2 separate regions of the Homo sapiens genome follow, and region 2 is linked to region 1. A link is an interaction called in ENCODE POLR2A ChIA-PET data of the cell type or tissue named here. Cell type or tissue: PC-3. All regions are shown on one strand. Each heading gives the region's core, and the rest is flanking DNA. Links, peaks and the distances in the headings are about the cores only. Region 1 has its middle 23 kb from the start of MIR221. Region 2 has its middle 5.6 kb from the start of MIR222HG.

Evidence for each region. ChIA-PET counts read pairs that join two places held together with the same protein. Peaks named below come from ENCODE experiments on the same cell type or tissue, not always from the same donor. Only the 100,000 strongest peaks of a DNase experiment are listed, where the experiment ranks them.
Region 2: POLR2A ChIA-PET joins it to region 1 with 10 read pairs; 10 of 35 experiments call an interaction of 5 or more read pairs at or near these places.

Annotation. Positions count from the first base shown.
Region 1 is chrX:45,721,722-45,724,534 of GRCh38, reverse strand. No RefSeq gene overlaps it. Among named protein-coding and RNA genes, the nearest start is that of MIR221, 23 kb to the left of the region's middle. In PC-3, for the core only: no CTCF peak of the experiment used is centred there; no DNase peak of the experiment used is centred there.
Region 2 is chrX:45,774,474-45,777,286 of GRCh38, reverse strand. No RefSeq gene overlaps it. Among named protein-coding and RNA genes, the nearest start is that of MIR222HG, 5.6 kb to the right of the region's middle. In PC-3, for the core only: no CTCF peak of the experiment used is centred there; DNase peaks (open chromatin) are centred at 1,566 and 2,166; H3K4me3 peaks cover 2,180 bases; H3K27ac peaks cover 2,500 bases.

The DNA.
Region 1 (2,813 bases), core at 175-2,674:
TCAGCAGCGTGAAGATATAACCTACAGAATGGGAAAGGATACTGGCAAACTATACAAACTACGGGGGTTAATGTCCAAAATATGTAAGGAACTCAACTCAAAAGCAAGACAACAAATAACACTATTAAAGATTGGCAAAATACCTGAATAGAGACTCTGTAAAGAAGATATACAAGGGGCCAACAGGTATATAAAAAATGCTCAACATTGCTAATCATTAGTGAAACGCAAATCAAAACCACAATGAGATATCGCTTCATACCTGTTAGAATGACTATTATCAAAAAGACTATTATCAAAAAGTGTTGGTGTGGATGTGGAGAAAAAGTAACTCTTACACACTGTTGGTGTGAATGTAAATTAGTACAGCCTTGATGAGAAACAGCATTGAGGCTCCTCAAAAAACTAAAAAGAGAACTACCATATGATCCAGCAATCCCACCACTGGGTATATATCTTAAGTAAATAATATCAGTATGTCAAAAAGACATCTCCACTCCCATGTTTACCACCATTCACAATAGCCAAGACGTGGAATCACCCTAAGTGCCCATCAACAGATAAGTGGATTAAAAGAGTGAAATATGTATATGTACATATGTACACATATATGCATATACACATATCTGTGTATATACATATACACATATCTGTGTATATACATATCTACATGTATGTGTATATACATATACACATACATGTATATACATATCTACATATATGTGTCTATATATACATATATACACACACACACATGCACACATGCCTTTTGTGACAACATGAATGAAACTGGAAGACATAATGTAAGTAAAATAAGCCAAGCACAGGAAGATAAATACTGCATGATCTCACTCATATGTGGCATCTAATAAAGCTGATCTCACAGAAGAGGAGAGTAGAATGGTGGTTACCAGGGGCTTCGGTGATTGCTGGGTAGGGGGAATTGTTGGTCAAAGGATATACAATCACAGACAGGAGGAGTAAAAAAATTGTACAGAATGGACAAATATATAGAAATGGAAACTAGACAAGTGACTGCCTGGGGTTAGGGGTTGGAGGGGAGAGGATAGAACGGAGTGAAGAGAAATGGGGAATGACTACTAATAGTTATGGAGCTTCTTTATTAGATAATGAAAATGTTCTAAAAATGATTATGGTGATGGTTGCACAGCTCTGTGACCATACTTTTTGCAAATTGGATTTTTCTCATTTGAACGCTCAGCTCAGATTCAAGGAGTTCAGTCTAAGTCTGTGCTCTCACATTAAGGAATAAGCAAAGTTCATTCCCATGTTGTTCTTTTCTACAGGATGGCTGTTACTAAGTTAATATAATTCTTATTTTTTCTGTTTTTGAGACAGACTCTCACTCTGTCACCCAGGCTAGAGTACAGTGGTGCGATCTCAGCTCACTGCAACCTCCGCCTCCCGGGTTCAAGCAATTCTCCTGCCTCAGCCTCCCGAGGAGCTGGGATTACAGGCACCCGCCACAAAGTCCTGCTAATTTATATATATATATTTAGTAGAGATGAGGTTTCACCTTGTTTGCCAGGCTGGTCTCGAACTCCTGGCCTCAAGTGATCCACCCACCTTGGCCTCCCAAAGTGCTGGGATTACAGGTATGAGTCACCACGCCAGGCCAAGTTAATATAATTCTTTTTTTTTTAACAACTAGTATTATATGTTTTAAGAGACTGAATCAGAAATGTAAGAAAACCCTCTCAAATCCATGTTTTTCAAATTTTTAAAGAGAACAAGCCCAGACTCAAATTTCAAGATGACATTTTTTAAAACACTGCACAAACTACATTTTTCTGCTGCTCTATAAGAGGAGTTTTTGTAACTTCTTAATGCCTGTTATGTGGCTCACATGGCTCTTGGCCAAAGTTACCGTTTGGGCTTATACTTCATCTCTTGTAGAAATATTCTTACCCGCCTTTTCAGTGCCTGATCCACACATGGCCTATGATTAATCACTATTCACATTTTAATTAGTTCCAAGACTAAACATAGAATTGAAGAAAATGTTTAACCTGTAACATATATATCCCAGTTGATGGTGTGCGTTTCCAAAGTTGTATATCATATTAAGAAAAGACCTGAATGAAAAGGCAAAAATGGATTTTTTTTCTCTTTTGAGATGGAGTCTCACTCTGTCGCCCAGGCTGGAATGCAGTGGCGTGATCTCAGCTCACGGCAGCCTCCACCTCCAGCGTTCAAGCGATCCTCCTGCCTCAACCTCCCGAGCAGCTGGGATTACAGGTACCCACCACCATGCCCGGCTAATTTTTAAATTTTTAGTAGAGAAGGGGTTTCACTATGTTGGCCAGGCTGGTCTTGAACTCCTGACCTCAGGTGATCCACCCGCCTGGGCCTCTCAAAGTGCTGAGATTACAGGTGTGAGCCACTGCACCCGGCCAAAAATGGAATAAAAAAAAATTAAATCCTGATGCCATTCGCTGGAAGATTTATGGCTTTAAAAATTCCCTCTATAGTCATTTGACAAGCAATTTTCTCTCTGGTCTGCATTGCACATGCTTAAGATATGTTTAGAGTCAGGCGGGTGGATCACGAGGTCAGGAGATCGAGAACACGGTGAAACCCCGTCTCTACTAAAAATACAAAAAATTAGCCGGGCGTGGTGGCGGGCGCCTGTAGTCCCAGCTACTCGGGAGGCTGAGGCAGGAGAATGGCGTGAACCCAGGAGGCAGAGCTTGCAGTGAGCCGAGATCACGCCACTGCACTCCAGCTTGGGCAACAAAGCGAGACTCCGTCTCAAAAAAAAAAAAAAAAAAAAGATATGTTTGGAGTCTTCG
Region 2 (2,813 bases), core at 270-2,769, 53 kb before region 1:
GTCTGCATTGTGAGGGGCCCTGATACCCCTATCTCCTCGGTCCAAATACTCACCTTTTGTTTTCTGCTTCTGCTGACTCTTTCACTACATCACCTCTCAGCCAAGACCACCACCTCCACCTCCACCTCCACCTCTATCTCCACCATTGTCCTTCACCTCTACCTCATTTCCATCATTGTCCTTGCCCAAATGCCTGGCCTTCAAGTTGTCTTTGCTGCTGTTTTTTATTCTTTTCTGTTATCGCTAGATGAGAACCACGTCATGTCAGCATAGTTAGTGACTATGCTGAGACCAAACAGTCTTAAATTCATGTATATTCAGCATCAATGATGCCTTTGAAAATTCTGATTCTCCCCAGATAAAATATCAGAATGGCAACCCCTGCCCCCTGCCCCTGACCTTCAGCCTCAAACATCTGGCATTTTGGGAGCCGATAAAACCCATACAGAGTGCCCGAGGACTCTTTTCTTCAGAGGGCTGGAACTCTGAGAATTTTCCCCTGCAATTGCTATTTGAAATATTTTTTAAAAAAAGAGCGAGAGAGAACTAAAATATGAACTGGAAATTTCTGGAAACTGCCAGCCCCTTGCGATAGATGCTGGTCAGGATGTGACAAAATTGGGTTTGGGAGTATTATTTCTACTACATAGGAAGTTAGTTGAGAGAGCACTGAGTTGAAGGGTAGAAGGACAAATACTGCAATACAATTAACTTGGCTTAGGTGGGATGGTAGAGAACCTGAGGGTTGGGGGTAGAGGTAGCCAAGTCACCTGTTCTAGAAAGAGATCTGGCCCATTTTATATGAACCCAATATTGATATATCTTTGTAGATTATGTAAATATATTTTGACTAAGGTCTCCAAAATTGTTAATGTTCTATAGGCAGACTTAGGGATATGCAAACTTGGGCATACAAATTATCATCCCTAAAGAGCTCATCCTTACAGATTAAAATTTCCAAATTGAGGAACACATAGAAATAGAGAAGTAAAAGCCTTGGCTTATTCAGAGTGGTCTTGAATTTATTTGGAGACCCCAGTAAAGATGCTAGCACAAAAAACAGTGTTATATAAATAGAAATGAACTTTGGAAAACCCGACAATGTGATAAAGACTCTATTCTCTGAGCTCCTGGGTGTAGAATATTCTGTAAGGGTACTAATTCACAGAGAACATTTGCTTATCTAAAGAATATCCATACCTATGTTTAATAAAGGAAAAAATCATGGGTAGGTAACTAAGCAGACAATGTATTTTAGCTCATTTGTGTAGTAAAACATGTAACAGAATCTCAGTAGAGTTCAAATATGCCCTCTTGACTTCCTAATGCATAGACTCCGTTAAAATAGTATTTTAGTTGTCCAAGCCTTCCGCCTTAGCCATTTTACACCTGGTAATAACTATGTAAATTCAGAAAAACAGATTTTATATGTTTTGATCCATCTTTTTCTTAATATTACTCTTAGTGAAGATCTGCTTATTTCACCCTAAGGCAATTCAAAAGTTCTGTATGACAACTTTATTCTCACTGCCAACTATTAGGAAAGGAATGCCCACTTTTCCCTGAGGGCGTGTTGTTGCATGCAGCATTCCCATTGGAATGCTCTTGAGAGGTTGAACTCATTCTCTGAGCAATTGTTTTTATACATTCAGTATTTTGCTTCCAGTGCTCATGGCCAGATAGTGTATAACCTGGTCTCTACCCAGTATTATCCATGCTGTTTTCACACTTACCTCCAAGGGCCAAAGATTATCTCACAGAAGCTCCGAAAGAATTCCTGTTTCTGAAATTCATGTGTAAAAGGAAATTTTTAAAGGGAAGAGGGTGATAATTGAGTTCAAAGTCTGAAGAATTTTTGTCAAGGATTATATTGATTAATAACAGAAGCTCTCTGGCATTTTCAGGCAGACATGTGAAAAAAAGTAGTGATTGTAATTAATTTTTAGTGAGTGCCGCATATTTGATAATTGCTCTGATTCACGCTATTATATTCCTCTTCCTTCACCCACAGCAAAATAAGCTTAATTTGATTCATACCCTTAGGAAGAAAAAAAAAAGCCTAAGATTACTCACATGGCTGTGATTCAGCTCTTGGCTCCCACCACCTCCTCCGCCTCCTCATCCTCCCTTTCTCCCACCCTGCCCACTCCCATGTTCACTCCCACCCAGTGGTGTTGCCATCAAAAAACTGAGTCAGTTTGTTCTTTAAAATGGGTGGGGAAAGAAGACAACTAATAAAAACTTTTCTGAGCGAAGTATACTGCTTAGAGCTGAAATCATTGCAGGAAGACAGGCAAAGCGGCTACTTACATAACATGAGAAGCTTGAAACAGAGGCCAGCCCTCATAAAGAAATGTTCAGATTCTTATATAAGACTAGTATAGCTTGTGTGCACGTCTGTAGAGGCATACACATAGCCATGGAGGCAGGTTTCTGTGAAAAACCTCTGATATTGTGGATCTTACATAAAATGTATACAGAAAGAATCTTGTTTTCAAAGTAGGATACTTTGCTATAATCAAAAAGTGAATATAGAAGCAATCCAAAGATTTTTGATCATTGCAAAACATAGGTGATAAAGACATTTTGTTTGCCTTCAAATGAACGTGTGACTTGGCAGCTTGAGGTTTTTTTGTTGTTGTTTGTTTTTTTGTTTTGTTTTGTTTTGTTTGTTTTTGACAGTGTCTTGTTCTGTTGCCCAGGCTGGAGTTCAGTGGCACAGACCACGGCTCACTGCAGCTTTGAACTCCTGGGCCCAACTGATCTTCCCATCTCAGCTTCCCAAGTAACTGAGACTACAGGCGCACACCACT